Regions from separate parts of the Homo sapiens genome. Here region 1 is linked to region 2. A link is an interaction called in ENCODE POLR2A ChIA-PET data of the cell type or tissue named here. Cell type or tissue: HepG2. All regions are shown on one strand. Links, peaks and the distances in the headings refer to the core of each region. The heading gives the core; the rest is flanking DNA.

Region 1 (11,152 bases), core at 2,145-10,144, 140 kb after region 2:
TTTTTGTTACTTGTTTTTAAATAACTTGTTTTCATTTTGTCTTACCTGTCCTTGTAAGAAGGCCTCAGTTTTTGAAGGGAAAGGGTGTGTATGGAAACAAAGTAAAGAAATCCTAATGTACATTTAGCCCCATGACCCGGTCTTCCTTTGAAGAACGAGAGCCCCACTGCCTGTTGGAAAGATCAGGGCCAGGGGGCCAGGCCTGGTCCTTCATGGACATTCAGCCCCTTATCCCCTGGTTGACATGACAACATCCCAGGGGCTTTGAGCCCTTCCATTCCTAGGACTGCACGGGCCTCTTACAGACTTGCTCCTGGAACTTCCTGGCAGCTCCCCAAGATGGGTATTAGTGTACCCATTTTACAGATCAGGTAACTGAGATTTGGGAAGAGAAGAGGCTGGTCCAGAATGGGGAAGCGCCTGCGTGACCTGCTTTGGCAGTGTTACTTGTAGGACATTTTGCTGCGGCTCATTTTAATTGGGCCGGTGAGCAACAGTGCTGATCTCCATGGTTGCAGTGCCCCACCGCAATTACTAAGGTCTGGCAAGGGGGGTGCCAGTTTTGATGTGGCTTTGTTAGGGACTATCAGTGGATTCTAGGGGAAGCTCAAACCCAGTCCTGGTCCTGCTGAAAGGGCCTGCGTGGGTTCTTCCCGGACAAGGGGGTGGACAGGTGGGTTGGGGCAGGCTTCTGGGGAACTGGTATGGCGTCCTTCTGTGGGGTACTGGGAAGGCCGTTGTGCAGGCAGCTCTTAGAGCGCATTTCTTGCCAAAGGTCTGCAGGCAGGATATTGTTCTCTGGGCCCTCCATAGATGCAGGGCTGCCTCTTTGTTTCAATAAACAATGATAGGGTAAGACAGGGAAGTTGGTTCTTGTGAAGGGGGAAGTTACCCATCAGCCTGTTTCCACACAAACGAAATCTATTCGTAGTGCTTGTTGGGCTCTCTGGAAAACATCCACATTTTATAAAGTCAAGAGCTTGAATGAAAGGAAATAATAACGACTCCAAATTCCCTCCTCTGGCTCCCCACCCCCACCCAGGCACCAGCGTCAGGAAGCCGAACAAACCCACGCAGGCTGGGCCACGGCTCCTCGGCCTCTGGCACAGGCAGTCAGCTTCATCCTTGTCCCCAGGACCTCATGCAACCCCAGTCCTGCCACTTTCCAGCTCTGCATCCTTGGAGCCTCAGTTTCCCCAACTGAGTATGGGGCTGATAAAAATGGCGCCTACCTGTGCTTGTGGCCATCAGTCATTCTCTAGCACTTGCGTGGTTTTGGCCATGTTTGCAGACTACCCTTAACAGTTACCTATACAACGATTTTCTTTAAATCAACTTATCTTTTAACTTAAAATAGATGCGTTTTAAAAGGAAACCTTGTACCAGGAACATGCCTGGAGAACCAGTATTGATTTGTCATACATAAAGGTAACTGGAAAAATTAAGATTAAATCCAAGCTAGATACTCTATTGTCTGCCTGAGGTTCTGAGCCTGAAGGCTTTGTCCTTGTCATTTTAAAGGAGATTAGTGAATGTGAGAGCCCTGATGACAGGACGGTAGCACTGCCTGCGACTTTCTACTTCATGATGGAAGGCTTGCAGGAGATCCAAAGAGAATCACTTTTTCACCGAGTGATTCAATATTATCTAATTGTGTCCCTGTACTTCCTAAGACCTCTCATCATCTTTAGAAGATGCTGGGCTAACTCTCTGCTTCCTAGCTATGATGCGTTATGGAAATGGAAATGCTGGCTTGTTTTTGTTAGAGACAGCATGACCTAGGGCAAAGAGCACTGGACTGGGAGTCAGGCTCATTCCTGATCTCCCTTCCTGGGGTCCATGGCCCTGGTCCTGCTTAGAGTCTGCCTGATCATCCAACCAATTCATGATCTCCAGGGCAACCAAGGGTGTGAAATATGGGAAGCTTGGGCAAATGGCTCCCTTCCAAGTACCTGTCCCATTCTCCCTGGGGCTTGGGGTCCCAGACACTGGCCCTGGACCCGGCTCTTCATCTCTACTGAGATTGCCCGGCCCTCATTTCCCAGTCCCCGGAACAGGTCATCCTGTTGTCAATTAATCTAGTGAGCTCAGACTCCACCTTCACTTGAGCAGAGGGTCTGGCTGGGCAGCTGCCCCTGCTGGGCCATCTACCAGCATTTCCAGCTTCCTGTCACAGCCTTGCGTACAGGCTGGAGGGCGGAAGAGGATTGAAAAGAAAACTTGAGAAAGGGACTTCCAGGAGTTTTCTCAAGCAACAGTAGTGAGGGACAGGGGTTGGGCCTCTTCCACTTCCACTTCTGGGAGCAGCAGAGAGAGGAATTCACAAATCAAGCCACATGTGTGCTCATGAGCTGTCTTGGGACAGCTAGCATTTATTGAGCTACTACTGTAGCCTAGAACTTCATATTCCATGTTTTGCTAAGTCCTCATCACAGCCATATAAAATAACAAGAAGTGGAGGCTCACTCAGGATGGGCGCCCAGGGAAATCTCAGGGGCTGCCCAGTTCTGGGCCCCGCACGCAGTTTTATCTGCAGATTCCCAGCGTGCAAACAGATAAAAAGATCTGTGGTTGACAAAGCTGGGGGCTGGACTTCTCTTTTTCCTCCCTTCCGCTTCCCCTTCCCCTTCCCCAGGCTCTGACTTTGAGGAGAACATTTAGGGTTCTGTGGATCCCAGTTTAAGCACCATGGAGCTGAGCTAAACTCCTCATTTCCTAGATAAAGAAACTGAGGCCCCGAGAGGCCCAGCTTGGAAGAGGAGACTGGAATCTTCCTTGTGGGGCTTTCTATAACTCTGTGCTAGAAACAAGGAGAGGAGGCCTCAAAAGGGATGCTTACTGACTTGGTTTTCCTTCTCCCACTGGGGATGGCCGGCAGCTGGGTTTCAATTCCTCTGAGGTGCTTTTTCTTTAAGCCAGTAAGTGTCTAAATGCTGAGACATTCGTAATGTCTGTGCAAAGCAGAGAAGTTGGCTGTTGCCGGAAGTTCTACTAGTTAAGCACTAAGTCATTAACTCTCTGGGTTTTAGTGGAAGAGGTGAGAGAAAATAGCATTAATTTAGCACCTACTGTATGCGACATGCTTTATAGCTTTAGTGCATTCTATCTTCATGACTATCCTATGTAGTAGACACTATTGTCCTTGTTTTACCCAGGCAGTCAGAGTTCTTTAGCTCATAATGGTAAAACAGGGGAATTGAAAACAGGGAGGCTGGGCATGGTGGCTCATGCCTGTAATCTCAACACTTTGGGAGGCCAAGGCAGGAGGATTACTTGAGGCCAGGAGTTTGAGACCTACCTGGGCAACACAGCGAGACCCCCATCTCTACAAAGAAAAGAAAACTTGGGGGGCTGGGTGTGGTGGCTCACGCCTGTAATTCCAGCACTTTGGGAGGCCAAGGCGGGCAAATCAGCTGAGGTCGGGAGTTCAAGACCAGCCTGACCAACATGGAGAAACCCCATCTCTATTAAAAATACGAAATTAACCGGGCGTGGTGGTGGATGCCTGTATTCCCAGCTACTCGGGAGGGTGAAGCAGGAGAATCGCTCGAACCCAGGAGGCAGAGGTTGTGGTGAGCCCAGATTGCATCATTGCACTCCAGCCTAGGCAACAAGAGTGAAACTCCATCTCAAAAAAAAAAAAAAAAAAAAAAATTAATTAGGTGGGTATGGTGGCGCATGCCTGTAGTCCTTGCTACACAGGAAGCTGAGGTGGGAGAATCACCTGAGCTCTGGAGTTCAAGGCTGCAGTGTGAGCTATGATTGCACCACTGCTCTCTATCCTGGGTGACAGAGCAAAACCCTGTCTCAAAAAAAAAAAAAAAAAAAAAAGGCAGAAAACACAGATGCAAACAGATACTAGTGTGCAAATATTTATAGCAGCATTATCACAATGGCCAAAAAATGGCAACAACCAAAGTATCCATCAACGGATGAATGGATAAGCAAAAGTGGTCTATCACTACACTGCAGTGTTCAACCATATAAAGGAATGAAGCGCTAATACATGCCCCAATGTGGATGAACCTTGAAAACATTATGTGAACTGAAAGAAGCCAGACATAAAAGGCCACATATTGTGTGATTCCATTTCTATGAGGTATCTAGAATAGACAAATCCATAGAGGCAGAAAGTAAGTTAGCATCTACCAGGGGGCACGTGGGAGGGAGGGAGTAGGGAGTTGCTGCTTAACAGGTACAGAGTGTCTGTTGGGATGATAAATATTTTTGGAACAAGATAGAGGTGATGGTTGCCATGATGAACGTAATGAATGCCACTGAATTGTACACTTTAAAATGGTTGAAATGGTGAAGTTTATGCTATGTCTATTTTACCACAATGAAAGAAAAAGAGCAAGAAAAGAGTGGAATGTAAGCTGGCCTGTCCGATGCTGGAGCCTGTGATCTTTCTCTTCCTCTGCGTTGTCTTCTTGAAAGTTAACCAAAGACAAAAGTTCCCACTGAATCAGCTTCCCAGGTGTAGCAGGGGGCAAGCAGCAAGGCCGGGGAATGAGCAAGCCCCGGAGGCGGTGTCGGGCTGACGTCCAGAGGCTGTGCATGCCAGCGCCCTCCGGGGCCCAGCCCAGCTCCTGACCCCCAACCTGGGCCTCGGCTTCCACTCTGCGCTGTGTCCTTAGCATCTTCTCACGTCACAGTCTCCTGCGCGGCATATTTCATGACTGTGTAATTGTCCTTCAAATAGACACACCCCACCCCTCACCAACCTTTCCTGGAAAACAAATTGTCTTTGCCCACAGCCTGATTTCATCTTGGCGCCTCCTGACGCCCTTGAGGCTGATGTGCCTTGCTGGAGCTCCTCACAGTGGGCCAGGGCAGGCCCATCTAGGTCCTTTTTCCTTTCTCATGACCATCCAGGTCAGAAAATTGGAGGTTCCTTTGATGCTGGCAGAGCTGGCTCTGCCTCTGACCCTGTCCTTAATGTGTGTGCATAGTGTTTCCTGTCCAGAATGCCTCTCTTTTGGAGTGGCGGCAGACAGAAGACTCAGCCACAGGCTTCCTGAGGGCACCCCCAACTCTGTCCTGGGTGGCAGTGATCCTGGTCCCTGTGGCTTGGCAGGCCCTCCCCATCCGTGGACCTTGGGCAGAGAAGTGGCATCACGTGGCTGAGGTGAGGGGCAGGTTCTCTTGAATTTCCTGGCTCGTAGGAGATTCCTGCCCCCTGCCCCCCAACCCCTTTATTTTGCAGCCCGAAGGGATGAAGTCTTCACTGGAGAAAAATCCAACATGATTTCGGATTGAGGAGGGTGGTGGGTGTTCTGGAAGAAGGAAAGTTGGCGGGCCCTGCCCTCGCCTATCACGCACAAAGAATGAGGGACACTCCCCACCGTTTCCCCACCGTGAACATCCCCAGCACCTCAGGGCCTGGGCTCCATGTGTCAGTGACCTGCATGTGGTTGCATTGGCCTGAGCGGAGCTGGCTGCATGCAAACCACTGGCCAGGAAGAATCCCACTCCTGCTGCTGCTCCTGCAGCTGCGCCGGGTCCCGCGAGCCCCCGCGTGCGCGGCCTGTGTAAACAGTGCGTCATCTCCTGTTGCACACTTTGGGCCTGCGGGTCACGACCAGGGATTATCAAATTGACAGAGCTCAGCTGGCCTCTCACTCCACGTCCGGGCACATTGCATTTTGTTAATTATCGTCTTTTGCTTTTGACGTAAAGGGTCGGGGTCTGGGTCAGGGTCACTGTGTATTTTCCTTTCCTTCTCATTAAAGTTGCCCAGCTCTCAGGGCCCCCAGTTAAATTCTGCCAGCGTTTAAAGATATCTTCCCTCGCTTCCCGACCCCTAAGCGCACTTCTTCCTTATTTCTGTGAAGCCACTGGAATAGCAAAGGAAATGTGGGTCAGGGTCTTTCAAACCCAGTCCATTTTATTTTTCTTGAAGGGCTGCAGCTATTTCTGAAGGGCTGGGTTTTTCTACTTTGTTGGCCCAGAGAACATGACACGCTGGGTCTCAGGCTGACCAGGTCAGCAGGGCACTGTGAAGGGGCTGGAACCACCCCCGACGCTTTGCAGCCCCAAGGCAAGGCTTGCTCCCAGCACTTCCCAGCCACACGGCCCTCACTTGGTTGCTCATAGCCCTGAGCCTGCTGTCTGCCTGTGATCCTCAGTGCAACCCTACCATCTGAAAGGGGTCTAGAAAAGTGTCAGTTCTGCCATTAGGAAAAGTGAATTCATCCAGAGCTCTAGTCTTGGAAGAGTTCCTAGCGCACAAATGGCATGAGCTGGAGGATAGAAGGGTCCTCCCTATTGCCTGGCTAAACCCCCTTTACCCTTTGGGCCATGATCAAACCTCTCCACAGCCGTGGAGCCACCTGTGTCTAAAGAGGCCACCTCTGTGAGCGCTCTCTCCTAGGTGCTGAGGGGCTGTGACCTGCACTCTACAGCCTGCAGTCCTTGCTGACCTTGAACTCCTGCCATTGGCCAACAGAGTTGGTCTCTGGGGTCCTTAGGGTGGACCTCATGGCCTGGGCACAGAATGGGCACTCAGGGAACCCGTATGGCTGATGGACCCCAGCTGAAGAAGCTTTCCGACTGGTCACTGGAGCAGTGGCCCCACCTCCACCTCTGCTCACAAAGACAGCTCCCATGCCTTGAAGTCTCTTCCTGGCCTGGTGGAAAACCCAGCTACCCTCATGGTCACCACCAAAGAGGTACAAGAGATCCTCAGCCAAAGAATTAAGGAGGTTGCAAGAGTGGTGGTGTGTGTCTGCACCATGATGGAGTCACAGGCCTTTCGTGGATGCTGGTTACTTCTGAACACTGTGTCATGGTGTCACTCCCACTTTCTCCTCCGCCAGACACACAAGACTCCAGAGAGCCCAGAGACCCCTTAGACTCTAGGTCTTTGGACTGTTCACCAAGGAAAGATAAAAATGGCAGACTGGATGCCATCTTCCTAAAGGCATCATGGCCTCTGGAAGGGCCCTGGAGAGGCCCCTTTGAGAGTTGGAGACAAGGGAAGATCCAGAGTTTCTTTGAGGGGGGACTGAAGCTTAAATAACTTGCTGAGCATGCTTTTTAAGAAAAAGAATAGGAGGTTAGGTACAAAAGTGAATATTGAGAAGGAGAAAAGAAATCACAACAAATTACTGAGGGCTTGGAGATTCATATCCTTTTCATCTGTGACCTCAATTTCCCGGAAGTGCTTCTGTAGAAATGCTCTGTCTCCCAAGATAGAGCATTCTGTAGCTCCCAGGACTACAAATAAAGGACTACTCCGTCTCAATTAACAAACAAACAAACAAAACCCTAAAGCTTCGGCCTCCTCAGCTTCATTGCAGATCTGCTTCTTTTTTTTTTTTTTTTTTTTTTTTTTGAGATAGAGTCTTGCTCTGTCGCCCAGTCTGGGGTCCAGTGGTGCGATCTCGGCTCACAGCAACCTCCACCTCCTGGAGTCAAGCAATCCTCTCGCCTCAGCCTCCTGCATAGCTGGGACTATAGGCATACACCACCACGCCTGGCTAATTTTTGTATTTTTAGTAGAGACGGGGTTTCATCATGTTGGCCAGGCTGGTCTCGAACTCCTGACCTCAGGTGATCCACCTCCCTCGGCCTCCCAAAGTGCTGGGATTCCAGGCGTGAGCCACTGCGCCCGGCCTCAGATCCGCTTCTGATTGGAGGCTGTGCCCACCTTCATGGGAAACGGTGAGCATCACCTTCCTTTGAACTCAAAAGAGGCACAGTGAGAGCCTTCCAGCCTCGATCACAAGGACCTCTACCCACAGGCTGCCGGTCCGGTGTGTCTCTGCCTGGCAGGGCTGTGCCTGGCACGGTGCCCGGGCCGTGCAGTCCATCGCCTGGGCTGACCACGAGGACACCCCGGTGAAGAGCTGGGCGTGCTTGGGCCGAGGGCTGCTGGATGTTGGCATCAGGCCCAGGGTGGAGGGAGGGACAGGCCACGAGCCCGCACAGCTCGTGAGCGTGTGGCCGGACTGATTTATTTTTCTCCCCAGTGACCCCGAAAACCAAACCCTGCCTTCTTTCCTTTGGTCTGTTCTTGTCTGGGGCTTGTGGATCACGTCTCCTGCCTGGCCATGGACAGAGAAAGGAACCACTCCAGACGGACGTGAGGGTGTGTGGCAGTGGCTTTTCCACATGGCCCTGAAGGTTTTGATTAAAAAGGTGGAAGAATGGTGCTTTTTCTTCCTGTCAGCCAGGCCTTAAATCAACCCTCAAGTGAGGAAATGCTCTCTGCGCCTGCTGCTCAGCAAACCTTTTTCTCTGGTTGTGACCGTATGAGCATGTTTAATTGCAAGCCAGGGTTTAGGGTTGGAACAGCCCCCATTCGCCCCACCACCCTCTGCTTTCCCCACCCCAGACCCCGTCGCTGCAGCTGGGTGAGCAGGGCTGAGTGAGCTCAGGGAATCGGAGCTCGGCGAGACGAGGGGAGCTCTTGGCCGTGTGAAGAGCACTTGGAGGCCTCCTGCTCACCTGGCCTAAGCCCCTGATTTTACAGATGGTGAATTCGTCTGGATTCTTGGCAGCAAGTGGCAGATACTTTCCTCCCAGTTGCTCAAACAAAGAGGGAATTTACTGCAGAGATGAGGAGGAGGGCGTTCTCTCCTATGGTCAAATGAAACCATGAGACCGACACGGCGGTACCTAGGCTGGGAACCCCCGAACCAGGGCACTTCTCCCCCACCCAGCAACCCTATCCTACAGTTTCTTCCTGAGATGGCCACGGCCCCTCCATCTGGTTTTAATTAAGAAAATTCCTTAGCACTGTGATTGGCCCAGCATGTTACAAAGGCAGGAGGCAGAGCAGATGACCCCATAAAGGACCTTCTGGTGGACAGACCTGCTATTCTCTATCTCCTTCTTTCCTGCTGTGAACGTTCACACTCATGCACACAGGCGCGTGCACACACACACACACTTATCCAACAAGCATATTGAGCACCTACTATGTGCCAGGAACATCATCAGTTCATTCAGCAAAGCAGAGTGGAGAGATTGCAGGGTTTGGAACTGGGCAGGCCTGGATTTGCGTCTCAGGTCTGCTACTTGCTAAGCGTTCCGTCTGCGGGCATTTGCGGAACCCTCACAGCACACCTGGTGCCGTGCTGCATTCCATCCTGATAAGCAGGAATGAGACCACATTCCTCCTTTCACAGAGCTCTCTAGGGCTCTGTTTCCACATCTGTGACCCCGGAACAGTAAGCCCCCACCTCACAGTGTTGTTCTGGAGAGCAACAGGAGTAAAAATTTATGAGAAAACCCACATCAAGGCCCAGCACAACGCCTGCCTCTCTCAGGGGCCGTGACTGTTAGGCCGGCCCGTCCCTCAGGCGCCCACAGCAGCCTCCAGCCCTGGCTCCTGCTAAAGACCCGACTCCCACCCCTGCCCCCGCCCAGGCCAGGCTTCCCGTAGCTGACGCAGATCCCCTCGAGGAGGGTCAAGGGGCGGCCAGGGTATGGTTGTGGGAGTGCCCCTCCTCTGTTCCCGCCCCGGAGGAGAAATGAGGGTGGCCTCCCAAGAAATGACCTCCACCCCATGACAGCAGAACAGGGCAGCCCCCTTGTGTGGAAGGAAGGGGACCCCTGGGAGCCCCTTTCTTCCAGAGAGTCTCTCTCTCCTGCTCAGCCTTCCTGAAAGCTGAGCCTGTCCACGTTGGGAAATTGCAAATAGTTTACATGGGGAATGTCAGCTGCCCACATATGAAAATATACACATCATTAAGCCCTAAGTGCTTGCGTCTGGAGATAGAGTGGACAGTCTCCCGGGCCGACCTTTTGTCCACTGACGGAACCATGGCTAATGAGCGCGGAGCTCCTCAGTGGGATGTTTTCCTCTACTGAAGTGAAGCATATGTTGGACGTTAGCGTGTGTGTGTGTGTGAGAGAGAGAGACACATGACAGCACTATACAAACACCATTGGTCAAAACACACAGAGTCCACCGCACCTCCTTATCCAGCCCCCATGGGCCTCCAGGGAGGGCTTGTTCCTCAACACCACATCCTCCTGCACACTGTCTAGGAAGGAATGTGGCATCCTTGGAGTACATGCTGGTGCTCAGGGATAAGGTTCTCTGGCCAGATTCCCTAGGTTTGAATCCTGTCTTTGCTCCCAGGCCAACTATGTGCCCTTGAGCAAGTTACTTAACTTCTGAGCCTATTTCTGCGCCTGTGAAGTGAGGACAGTAAGAATAATAAAACCTATCTTAAGAAGATCAAACAAGGTTACTCCACATAAAGCTCCTAGGACCTGGCATATCATAAGTGGGTGCTCAAGAAAAGGCAATGATGGCCGGGTGTGGTGACGCATACCTGTAATCCCAGCACTTTGGGAGGCTGAGGCAGGTGGATCACTTGAGGCCAGGAGTTTGAGACCAGCCTGGCCAACATGGTGAAACACCGTCTCTACTAAAAATACAAAAATTAGTCAGGTGTTGTGGGGCGTGCCTGTAATCCCAGCTACTCAGAAGGCTGAGGCATGAGAATAACTTGAACCTGGGAGGTGGAGCTTGCAGTGAGCCAAGATTGTGCCACTGCACTCCAGCCTGGGTGACAGAGTGAGACTCTGTCTCAAAAAAAAAAAAAAAAAAAAAAGAAAAAGAAAAAAGAAATGGCAGTGATGGCAGTGATGATGAGAATGATCGTAGCAGCCTTCTCCAGGAGGTGAGGCTGGAAGAACGGTCCTGCCTGCTGGGAGGATCATCTTAGATGTGGTTATGTCAGAAGCAGGTCCTAAAGAACTGGGTGGGGTTTGGACATGCCATGAAGGGGTGGGAAGGAACGAAGGGACCAAGCAAAGGTCCAGTAGCCAGAAAGCTGGAGCTCGCCCAGGAAACAGCCAGTGTGGGGCCAGAGCACTGGAGAGCAGGGGAAGAAAAGGGGAAGCAGGTCGGGCAGGGTGTTGGGGGCCAGGTCTAAGAAGCCACTAGACTTGGTCCTATAGGCATTGGGGGCCGCTGATGCTGTGTGGTGCAGAAAAACTCCTTTGGGGACCATTGTGTCAAATGAAAGAGCAAAGAGTAGCAGAGACCTGTGAGGAGCCTCCTCAATAGTCCAAACAAGAGAAGAGAATTCTCCAAACCAGGGTAGTCAGCTGGGGATGGAGAGGAGGCAGTGGGTGGCAGAGACGCCACGGCTGAGATTGCTAGATGTGAGTGTTCCCAGCTGTGAAATGG
Region 2 (11,152 bases), core at 2,144-10,143:
GGACTAAAACCACACTTACCCACTACATGCCCTGCCCACTCCCTTTTCCTCCTGGCCAGGGTGCCCTGAGTAGCCTTGGCATGACGTGCCTCACTGTCATCTGACCAATGAGAATCATTTGTTCAGAAAACTAAGGTCCATAGAGCAAGGCACAGACCTGTCCCTGGGAGCTCAGTGTCCTGTTGGGAAGGCCGACTCAGAGACAGCTTTCATTCTTTTGTGTTACTCCGTGCTGAGCTGGTTGGGGCTCACAGCGGCCTCTTTGGACAGGCAGCAGCCTTGCCTCATCTTAACCTGTATTGCCAGGAACCCAGCAGCCTTCCCACATGAATCAAGTTCATGTTTGTTATCTCAAAGTGCTCCCCACCAGCCTTTAATTTTGGGGGCCTGCTCAGGTGCTGGACTCTGTCCTCCTTGCTTTCTGTTCGTTAGTTTTTATCTTGTTAATTCCTTTCTGAGTCAGGTATTACCAGCCTCTTTTACAGATGGGGAAACTGAGGCTCAGGGTAGAGAAAGCCTTTGCTGAGGCCCCCCCGCAGGTGAGTGGCAGATCAAGGATGTTGACCTAAAGTTGGTGCTATGGGCCTAATGTTTTTGTGCCCACACAATTCATTTGTTGAAGCCCTAACCCCCAGTGTGAGGTGGGGCCTCTGGGAGGTGAGTCGGTTAAGATGAGGTCATGAGGATGGGGCCTCCATGATGGGATTAGTGCCTTTAGAAGAAGAAGAAGAGAGACCAGAGCTCGCTCTCTCTACCACATGAGGACGCAGTAAGAAGGTGGCCTGCACTGAGGAACCAAATGGGCCAGCACCTAGATATTGGACTTCCTAACTTTTAGACTCACGGGCAATGAATTCCTGCTGTTTCAGCCACCCAGTCTATGGCAGCCTGAGCTGATCAGTACAGTCGGAGTTCTCAACCTCCATTGGAGTGAGTGCCTGGGCTCCACTGTACTAAAAGCAAGTAGTCCTCCTCTGGAAGGGCGTATGCATATTTCCAGGCATTTTGGAGCCTCCAGGGAAACCCTGGGCCCTGCAGGTTCTTGTCCAGAACCACTGGCCACACGCCCTCTCAGCCGCACTCAATGCCAGGAGACCTCTATGGCTGCTCAGGAGTGGGTCCCTGCCTGGGGCTGAAGTCCGGGCCCTGGGATCTGCGTTGGGTCCTGCTGTCATGGACTGAGCTGCCTCGGTTCCCTCTTTGGGCCCCACTAACAGAGAGGTTCTCTGAGGACCCCCATCCCTTCAGCTGAACCTAAGGCTACCAGGAGACAGAGGGCATCTGTGGCCTCCCCCAGAAGGCTGTCCTGAGGTTGTGCCCATTGTCTTGGGGAGTTTACTGGAGGAAGCTGCAGGCCTGGACTGTGCAGTCTGATTTCTTTACCTATTTTAGGAACGATGCTGGCTGGATGGGCGCGAAGGCTCACACCTGTAATCGCAGCACTTTGGGAGGCCGAGGTGGGCAGATCACCTGAGGTCAGGAGTTCGAGACCAGCCTGGCCAACATGGTGAAACCCAGTATCTATAAAAACACAAGCATTAGCCAGGCATGATGGTGCTCATGCTTGTAATCCCAGCTACTCGGGAGGCTGAGACGGGAGAACGCTTGAACCCAGGAGGTGGAGGTTGCAGTGAGCAGTGAGCCGAGATGGCGCCGCTGCACTCCAGCCTGGGCAACAGAGCTAGACTCCGTCTCAAAAAAAAAAAGAAATGATGCTGGTTGTTATCAAGAAGAGCCCTTCCCAAACACCCAGCTACCTTCCAATGGGCTTTTCCTTCCCTTCATAACTTGGGTGTTTTCAAGGGTGAGGAAGTTTAAGTAGTGAAGCCGGTGGGGCTGGCCAAGGGAACCCGCTGTCTAATCCTGTGGCTGGAGGAGGAAGCGGGGAAGGTGGATTCTTCATGGAGTCAAGGAGGCTTTCACTGCTTTTTCTTATTGCTTCTGCTGATTTCCCACTAGGCTTGGATTTGGCCATTTGCTGGGGTTGGGTGGGTGGGGGGGAAGAGTTTTTTTTTTTTTTTTATGGAGACAGGGTCTTGCTCTGTTGCCCAGGCTGGAGTGCAGTGCTGTGATCACAGCCCACTGCAGCCTTGAACTCCTGGGCTCAAGTGATTCTTCTGCCTCAGCCTCCTGAGTAGCTAGCACTGCAGGCGTGTGCCACCATGCCCAGTTAATTAAAAAATTATTTTTGTAGGGCTGGGAGCGGTGACTCATGCCTGTAATCCCAGCACTTTGGGAGGCCGAGGTGCGCGGATCACCTGAGGTCGGGAGTTCTAACCAGCCTGACCAACATGGAGAAACCCCATCTCTACTAAAAATACAAAAATTAGCCAGGCATGGTGGCGGGCGCCTGTAATCTCAGCTACTCAGGATGCTGAGGAAGGAGAATTGCTTGAACCTGCGAGGCGGAGGTTGCAGCGAGCCGAGATCACACCATTGCACTCCAGCCTGGGCAACAAGAGCGAAACTCTGTCTCAAAAAAAAAAAATTCTTTTTGCAGTGACAGGGTCTGCCTGTGTTGCCCAGGCTGGTCTCAAACTCCCTGCTTTAAGCGATCTTCCCACCTTGGCCTCCCAAAGTGTGGGATTACAGGTGTGAGCCACCGTGCCTAGCTGTGTTTTGTTGTCTGGCGCTGCTTTAGATGACCCCTGCTGCTGTCAGATTGCCCGTCTGGGAGCTGGGGTCATACTTGTGGGGTCATAACAGGGCCTTGGGCAGCAGACTCCTCACCGTGGCCAGGCAAGGGATTCCCACCCTGGGTTGGGCAGCCCTCTCCACAGGATGGCAAGGGGCTGGAGGCTCAGCGGACGGGCCCTGTTTTAGGGATTGAGGACATGGCAGGTAGATAGGCAATAAAAGCACCGAACCAGCCTTAGGTTCTATAGCAAGGAGGTCCAGCACCGCTCGTGGACCCAAACTGTCCTCCAGGAAAGGCGGGAGGCAGCTTAGGTGACCTCTGCACGTGTTTTCAAAGCTGTGGTTTTGGTTGGGAGTTTCATGCTGGCTCAGCCACACAAACAATGACATGGAACAGGGAGGCGCTCCCATGTCAGAAGATGGGTCCTCTCCACCCCAGCTCCTCCACACTCCCCACCCCCCACAGCCCAGCCAGGTCCAAAACCCTACATGCTGCCTCATAGGAAATGGGGTCCCCTGAGGAGAAGGACAAAAGCAGACAATTCCTGAGGACAAGAGGAAGAGGAGGACGGAGTCTCCCTTGTTTGTGCTGATTCCCAGTGAGCATCCTCTCTGGAGCCCACTGGGGTTTGGGACTTGCAGGGTGTGTCACTAAATGGCAAGGAACAAGGTAGAGACGGCTGGCACTCACTGTCTCTGTTGTGGACACTGGCCTCACCCACAGCTCCATGCACACGCCTAGATGCAGAAATTTTCTGTATTGGTTGTTTATCCATCACCAACTTCTAAAGCAGCAGATGGGAAAATGGAATGAACAAAGTCAACTTTAGAACAAGCTTTGTGTTAAATTGAGTACACATAATTCGATTATTTTAAAAACAAAGCCCAAGCAGTGTTTTTCTGTTTTTTTGCATGCAGTGTTTTCCGGTGTAAAGAGAATTCACTGCCGGAGAAGCCCCAGCTTAGCTTCCTTCTGCCCCTGGGCAGCCCCGTTGGTTTCAGCAGATGGTCCTGATGTCTGAGGACCTGCCACAGTTTGCGCCAGTCCTTCCTTTTGCTACTTTTGTTGCCCAAGACGAGGTGTGATTTAGTGGTTAAATGCCAGAATGCTGGGCTGGCTGGATTTGAACCTTACCTCCTTTGAGATTCAATTAGGATGTGACCTCCGACAGCTTAATTTCCCTGAGCCTCTGTGTTTTCATCTGTAAAATGGGTACGATAATAGGGTTGTTGAGATTTGGCAGGTGATAAATGCTGACCAAGTGTTTGCTGTTGCAGTAGTTGTTATGGCAGTTGTCGTCACTGTCCCCAATGTCATCACTATCATTCTCGTCATCTCAGGACACTGAGGAAAGGCTGAGCTAGTAATGAATAGGGTTGGACTGGTGCTGCCTCTTTAGTGCCTAAGAAACGCTACCCTGGCCCTGTCTCCAGGCCTTGATCTCAAGGTGGGATTCATCCATCATCCACCACGGCCCAGGAGCCAGCTGTCCTCACTTCTGGGGTGACTTGTGAGTAGATAACAAAGGGGGTGCCCTCACCCTGCAGCGGAGTCCCCATGGGCCTTGGGGCCCAGAGGGAGATGGTATCTGTTTCCCATGGGCTTCCTGTCACAGGCAGATGACATCTGCTCTCTGCTCAGGGTAGATTTGGGGGCCTCTGCCACTGGCTGACTGGAACTCTCTTACCTCATTCTAGACTCTTCCAGGCAGCTTTCTGTTTGTTCTCTAACAGAAACATAGAAACAAACCAGCATCTTTTCTAAACAAAGAGGGACTTTTCACAGGAAGTTTGATGACCTGACGCGTTCCCCCTGCTTGTTGAAGCACGAGCCTCTTCTCTGACAGTTAGGGTGACTTGCTGGAGAACAAACAATAGACAATAGTTGTGGCCTACTTCCCGTGAGAAGCAAGAATGGTACAGGTGGATGTTGGGAGCCCCCAAACCCATGGAAGGGGTTTCCTGAGGACGTCCTATAGTCCCTGAACATGCAGCCGAGGGTTCCTGGGGTAGCAGCACCCGTGTGGTTAGCCCTGTAATGGGCTCACATTATGAGGCTTCCGTGGGTAGGCCCTGTTCAGAGAGCTTTGCGTGCTCTCATCCTGGGGAGTCAGGGTTAGGTTTAGGGTCAAGACTGATATAATGGCCAGGCACAGTGGTTCACGCCTGTAATCTTAGCACTTTGGGAGGCCAAAGCGGGTGGATCACCTGAGGTCAGGAGTTTGAGACCAGCCTGGCCAACATGGTAAAACCCTGTCTCTACTAAAAATACAAAAAAATTAGCCGGGCATGGTGGTGTGCTCCTGTAATCCCAGCTACTTGGGAGGCTGAGGCAGGAGAATTGCTTGAACCCAGAAGGCGGAGGTTGCAGTGAGCTGAGATCGCACCACTGCACTCCAGCCTGCAAGATGGAGTGAGACTCCATCTTAAAAAAAAAAAAAAAAAAAAAAAGTTGCTGAGTTGGCTCTCCAAGCCTCTTTCTCAGAGCCACCTTGGAGGGGGCCAGCCAGCTCCAAAGCCTGGGGTGTTGGCCTTTGGGAGGGAGGGGGCCTTGTGCCAGTCCCCCACACTTTGTCTGCTCCTCCAGCCTCCTTGGAGTACCTTGAATGTACCTTCCTATTGCTGTTCCCTCTGCCCAGAGTCCCGTGCTCTCCTCTCCACATTCCTTCACTGCTCATTGGCATTCAGGGTTGGGCATAAATATTACCTTCTTGGGGGCCTGTTATTTGCATCCTAACTAGCAGGGCTCCTTTGCAGCCCACTGCCAGCCCTGCCATTCTTCATCACAGTCCTCTGTTCATCTCTTTGCCACTTGTCACCAAAATGTGTAATTGTACCTTCATTGATGTCCAGTCAGCCTTCTGTATCTGCAACTTTCACATCTGTGGATACAACTGACCGCAGATTGAAAATACTCAGAAATAAAAGGATGCTTGGGTCTGTACTGAACATGTACAAACATTTTCCTTGTCATTATTCCCTAAACAATACGTTATAGCAACTGTATACACATAGCACTTACATTGTATTAGGTATTAGAAGTAATCTAGAGATGATGTAAAGTGTATAGGAGGATATGCATGGGCTTTATACAAATACTACACCATTTTATATCAGGGACTTGAGCATCCATGGACTTTGCCATCTGAGGGGGGCACCAGAACCAATCCCCTAAGAAACCAGGGGACAATTGTTCACCTCCATGACAGGCCCATAAGCTGCTCTGTGCAGGTGCAGGTCTGTCATGCGGCCCACAGCCCTCTCTGCAGAAGACCCTCAAATGCTGGGGGAATGCACAAATTAGCTGGGGGGCAGTCTCTAGGAGATTTTCAGCAGTTTCTCCTGAGAGGTGTGAAGCTGAGAGTTAAGTAGGGTTTTGTAGGTGTAACAATAGGCATTTTCCTTCCAGCAGCTCAAACTGCAGTGTGCTTGGCACGTTAGTGCAAAGGAAAAAAACTCACTTCATTCTTAAGAAAGCTCTGGAAATTTCATCTGTGTTTGAGTGAGTTGGCATGCTGGGCCCCTGGCGGAACACAAATGTGGAATTTGAACTCTACCCTACCTCAGAGAGCAAGGCTGAAGCGATAGGATGAAATGCATTTAAATGTCATGAGTGTTATTATTAGTCGTAATCTTATCTTTGTTAATAATAATAACAGGACCCGCCTAGAAGTGACTGAATAGCAGACCGGGCTTTCGTAAGTAAGCTCACACTGTCAGATAGCACCAGGACCTGGGGTGGCGCCGGCGCCGTTAGGGAGGGAGTGTTCACCGGAAACCTGCCCGGGCCACACGTGTACAGCCACATCCTCCACGCCCTTTGGGCGCTGGTCATTCAGAGAGGCCCTCTCAGACACGCCTGGCCTCTTTAGAGGCTCTCTCATCCCCTCGAGCTGCCAACACAATCAAGGGTCTGCAGGTTTGGGAACTCCAAGGCAGTTTCTCTTTACCAAGTTCTCTGCATAGCCTTTTGCCTTCTATTGTTTGCTGTCCCAGAGACTGGCTGAAACAATGTGTTTCCTACAGATTTTGTTTGCCTGCATTGACTTCTTTGTTTAGCTCTAGTAAACAGACATTTAGCATATACAGATCTGCACACTTGACAAAGAGGAATTTGGAGCCCTGGACGGGGTGGCTGCACTGAGTCACCAGCTCCTTGAACCTGAAGACCTTGGATGGTCCGGAGCTCGTAAATGACTCACCCCATCAGTGCTGGGCTGGTGTGTGCGGGGTTTTGTCGCCACCTTTGGCAATGGAAGAGGGGAACGTGGGGCCTTTGACTCGTCAGGGAAAAACAGGTGTGTGAGCACTAGGTTGGTGACGAGGTTTAGCAGCAGGTGGACTCTGGAGCGTGACTCTGGAGTTGCCAGTCCCAGCTCCAGCACTTTGATTAGCTGTGTGACGTTGGGGAAGTTGCTTGCCTAATATGTGTGTGTTTCCTCATCTGTGAAGACAGCACTAACCTCGTAGGTACTCGGGAGGCTGAAGGAGTTCATCTGTGGAAATCATTTGGCATGATGCCTACTCTTATTCCTTGTCTGTGGGGCCCTGTTTTGTGGGCTTGCCACAGTCTCATGACTCTGCTGGGAAGAGCCTTCCTGCGGGCCCCCTTGAGCTAGGAATAGAACCTGGATTTCTGGCCCTGTAGGCTGACGCGGCCCTCCTAGATGTAGTGGTGATGCCCCGTTCAGCAGAGATGGTTCCAAATGTTCTGAACTTCTGCCTTGTATGGGACCCTGTGCCGGCTGAATCGCATGGTAGCTCAGGGCATAGATGCTAAATGGGACGGTCCTGGGTTTGCACCCTGGCCTCTGCTCTCACCAGCTGTGTGAGCTTGGATGTGTTACTTGTTACTCAGAGCTTTTCTCATGTGTAAAGCTGAGTGCATGAGGCCGGGCGTGGTGGCTCACGCCTGTAATCCCAGCACTTTAGGAGGCTGAGGTGGGCGGATCACCTGAGGTCAGGAGTTCAAGACCAGACTGGCCAACATGGTGAAACCCTGTCTCTACAAAAATACAAAAATTAGCCAGGCATGATGGCGGGTGACTATAATCCCAGCTACTCAGGAGGCTGAGGTAGGAGAATCACCTAAACCTGGGAGGCGGAGGTTGCAGTGAGCCGAGATCATGCAGTTGCACTCCAGCCTGGATGACAGAGCAAGATTCTATCTCAAAAAAAAAAAAAAAAAAGAAAGAAAGAAAGAAACAAGAAACTGAGTGGATGAGATCTCTATTTCATGGGGTCGTTGCGAGCATTAAGTGTGCTAGTGTTTGTGAAGAGCTTGGGCGGGGCCTAGCACAGAGCCCTGCATAGTAGAGGTTTTGCCCTGACCCATGAGCTGAGCATTGGAAATACCACAGAATCTGGAGTGGGGAGCAGAGGAGGTGTCATGGTCCTTAAGGCCTGACCTGTCAGATATTCACAGTTGTCTGTGTCACTTGTTCTCGCATTGATAGACCTGGAGGGACAGGGAGGCCAGCCCGTTGTGGAGGGGACTCCGCAGGCTGAGGGTTGATTCTGGCTCTGAGCAGGCTTCAAGCAGAAGCTGGCTAGCCCCTTGGCAGGGAGGTGGCAGTCCCTCTCTGACGCCTTCCAAGTCCTCCCCAGTCCTTCTAGGATTCTTTTACGGAACCAAAGATAATAGTCCCCTTTGATACCACATACAAGCCAGTCGTATTCCATGCCTCGGAATATGAACAAAACCAGACCGGCGATGGCTTAAGCCTCATTGAGAGGCCCATTTGGATAGCAGGAGATTACATGGGGTCATGAGTAGACAGAATGTGGATTTCCAGAAGGTGCCTCGGCAGCTCCACTGTAGGCATAAAGCAGGTGATTTTGAGATGTGTCCACTGGCACCTGTTCTGAGGCTGGTGGTGTCGGGGGTTGTGGTCATCACAGGTTGCATTAAAAGGGGGCTTTGATGGGGTCTTTTCCAGATGGAGCTGCTTTGTGGGATTCTGCTGCCCTGCCTTGGGATAGCAGGTCAGCAGAGGGTGAGCTCAGGAGCTGCAGGCTACGTGTGACGTTTAAAACATATTCTACATAAACTCATCCATGATCTATTCATGGTGTAATGGATGTCTGGGGCAGGGTGCTAGCTTCAGACGCTCCAGCCCAGGCTTTCTCAAGCCCTCCCAAGGTGCTGAGACATTTGGCACCCTCAGGCCACAAGTGTGGATGGGCCGCGGCTTTGACCCACAGGGGAACTCATCTCCCCAAGCTTTGTCCCCATGGGTCACCTACTTTGCAACCCTAGTTTCGTGATTTGGTTAATGGTGTTTAAGTGGCTGAGCCATGTATCTGGGGTTTTTCAGTGCCGTCACTATTATTTCTTGTTGAGATTTTTGCACAGTCTCCTTCCCTCAATCCTATGTGTTCTTTTTTTTGATGGAGTCTCGCTCTGTCACCAAGGCTGGAGTGCAGTGGTGCAGTCTCAGCTCACTGCAACCTCCATCTCCTGGGTTCAAATGATTCTCCTGCCTCAGCCTCCCAAGTAGCTGGGACTACAGGCACATGCCACCACACCTGGCTAATTTTTGTATTTTTAGTAGAGACAGGGTTTCACCATGTTGGCCAGGCTGATCTCAAACTCTGGACTTCAGTGCTCGGATTATAGGCGTCAACTACCGCGCCTGGCCTATGTATTCTTTTAAACTTCAGCTCATTAGAGCTGGGTTTGTGTCATAAGTGAGAGAGCCCTGAGGTGCTTGGTTTGAAGCAAAGCTTGGTTAGCCATCAGCATCTGATTGGAGACTGGTCCCAACCCACCCATGCCGCTGAGGAGGGGACATGGGTGCTGGCCAGCACCGAGATTAGAACACTGACCCGGTGACATGGGAGACTGTGGTTTCCCTCATGGTACAGAAACATAAACCATACTTGTTTTTGAGATGTCTGACCCTGACAAGACTGGGAAATAGAGCTAGCGACTGATAAGTGTTCAGGGGTGGGGCTGCATGTGGGCATTGTAGGAAAAGCGCACTGGCGAGAGGCGTACAGAGGGATCCCAGGCGTTAGCTTCCATTCCCAGCTTCTGTAGGGCACTTACCTGTGCTTCCTTCAGAAGGTGACCAACCAGTGAACTCTGCATGTTACCTTGGCCTTGTATAGGGTGGCTGGGTCGTCAGAAACCTGGGAGGCTCTGGACAGTTGACTTTACTTGGCTGTTCTTTGGTGTTTGTTCCATTCAGTGATGCTGCTGTGCCTCTTGAGGTGCAGGTGCAGGCTGGGTATTTCTCCCTCTAGACTGTTGCCCACAGCTGGAGGCAAAGGGAGTCCATTCATTTTTGCCTGTTGAATGAAGTTAGAGTTTTCGGTTTCTCTGTCCCCTTAGCTGAGGGGCTTTCACATCCTTTAAGAGAGCTGGCGCCCTCTGGGTGGAACACTGATCGGGAAGTCAGCACCCAGGGGTTCCAGCCTTGGTTCCACCTCTCACTGGGTGGCCTGGGGCACTTGTGGCCTGTAAGTACCTATTGTTATGAGAGAGTTGCTGTGCAAACAAAGACCCTTTTAGTTTAAACCTTCTTGGAGACAGCAATTTTGCAAAGCAGTAAGAACCTGGGATTTGAATTATGGTTTAGCCACAAGCTAGCTTCCTAAGCACTCAGCTTCCTCACCTGTAAAATGAGCTCATGATAGACCCAGCCTCTCTGGGTTTGGGGAAGATTGAGAGCATGCAGGCCCAGGAGCATGGTTCCTGGCACATGGGCTCAGCTTCGTAGGTGGTGGCTCCTCTATTACTACCCTCATGAGTGTGATGGTTTTATTACCACCAGAGTGAAGTTCCTGACTGTGAGGTTTCAGACGGGATAAGCGCCTGGAGTAAAGTGTCAGGGCACATGGTTGATCAGTATCTTGGGTTTCTCCTCTCCAAGCAGTGACCTGGACTTGACCTACTAGAAATGGGATCAGGTCTCCAGAGAGAGGAACCACCTTGGCTCTTTGACCTCGGTCAGGCTTGGATACCGGGCCTCCAGGTGAAAGCCTCAGGTGCTGTTATCACTTCCTGAGACAGCCAGTCCTCTCACTTCTGTGTTTCCTTTATTACACTTTACTATGAAGGAGAATTGATACAGAGGAAGAAAAACATACAGTGAACCCTTTATTTCCTATGATAAATGATGATTTTTGGAACTGGGGTCCAGTCTGAATTCTCTAAGGCATGCTTGTGCGTGTGCACGCTCTCTCTCTCTCTCTCTCTCTCTCGCACACACACACACACACACACACACACACACACAGAGTAATGGTTTTAAAGTCATGACATACTGTGCTTTTGGCTGCTGCTGTTTCTGACTGATGACCCCAATGAGACTCCAAAAAATTAGATGGGTGCGTTTGGAAGGCATTCAGAAATTACTCATTGGAAGAAAAATGCAGCGTTTGGAGGAAGGGGAGGGCTGAGCATGTGTAAAAATGAGTGTTATGCGCTTAGTGTTCCGAATTCAACATCAGTGAGGAAAGGGAGGGCCGCAGGAGTTTGGGGACCGTCTCGCTAAGCAATACTGCAAAC

Evidence for each region. Peaks named below come from ENCODE experiments on the same cell type or tissue, not always from the same donor. Only the 100,000 strongest peaks of a DNase experiment are listed, where the experiment ranks them.
Region 1: POLR2A ChIA-PET joins it to region 2 with 13 read pairs; 4 of 35 experiments call an interaction of 5 or more read pairs at or near these places.

What each region holds. Positions count from the first base shown.
Region 1 is chr10:119,404,533-119,415,684 of GRCh38, forward strand. All of the region lies in intron 4 of GRK5 (G protein-coupled receptor kinase 5), which reads left to right. Among named protein-coding and RNA genes, the nearest start is that of MIR4681, 32 kb to the left of the region's middle. RefSeq lists an enhancer at 576-1,076. In HepG2, for the core only: no CTCF peak of the experiment used is centred there; DNase peaks (open chromatin) are centred at 3,739, 4,839, 5,569 and 9,139.
Region 2 is chr10:119,264,768-119,275,919 of GRCh38, forward strand. All of the region lies in intron 1 of GRK5 (G protein-coupled receptor kinase 5), which reads left to right. Among named protein-coding and RNA genes, the nearest start is that of GRK5-IT1, 62 kb to the left of the region's middle. RefSeq lists enhancers at 3,953-4,182, 4,313-4,562. In HepG2, for the core only: a CTCF peak has its summit at 6,888; DNase peaks (open chromatin) are centred at 6,384 and 6,854; H3K4me3 peaks cover 671 bases.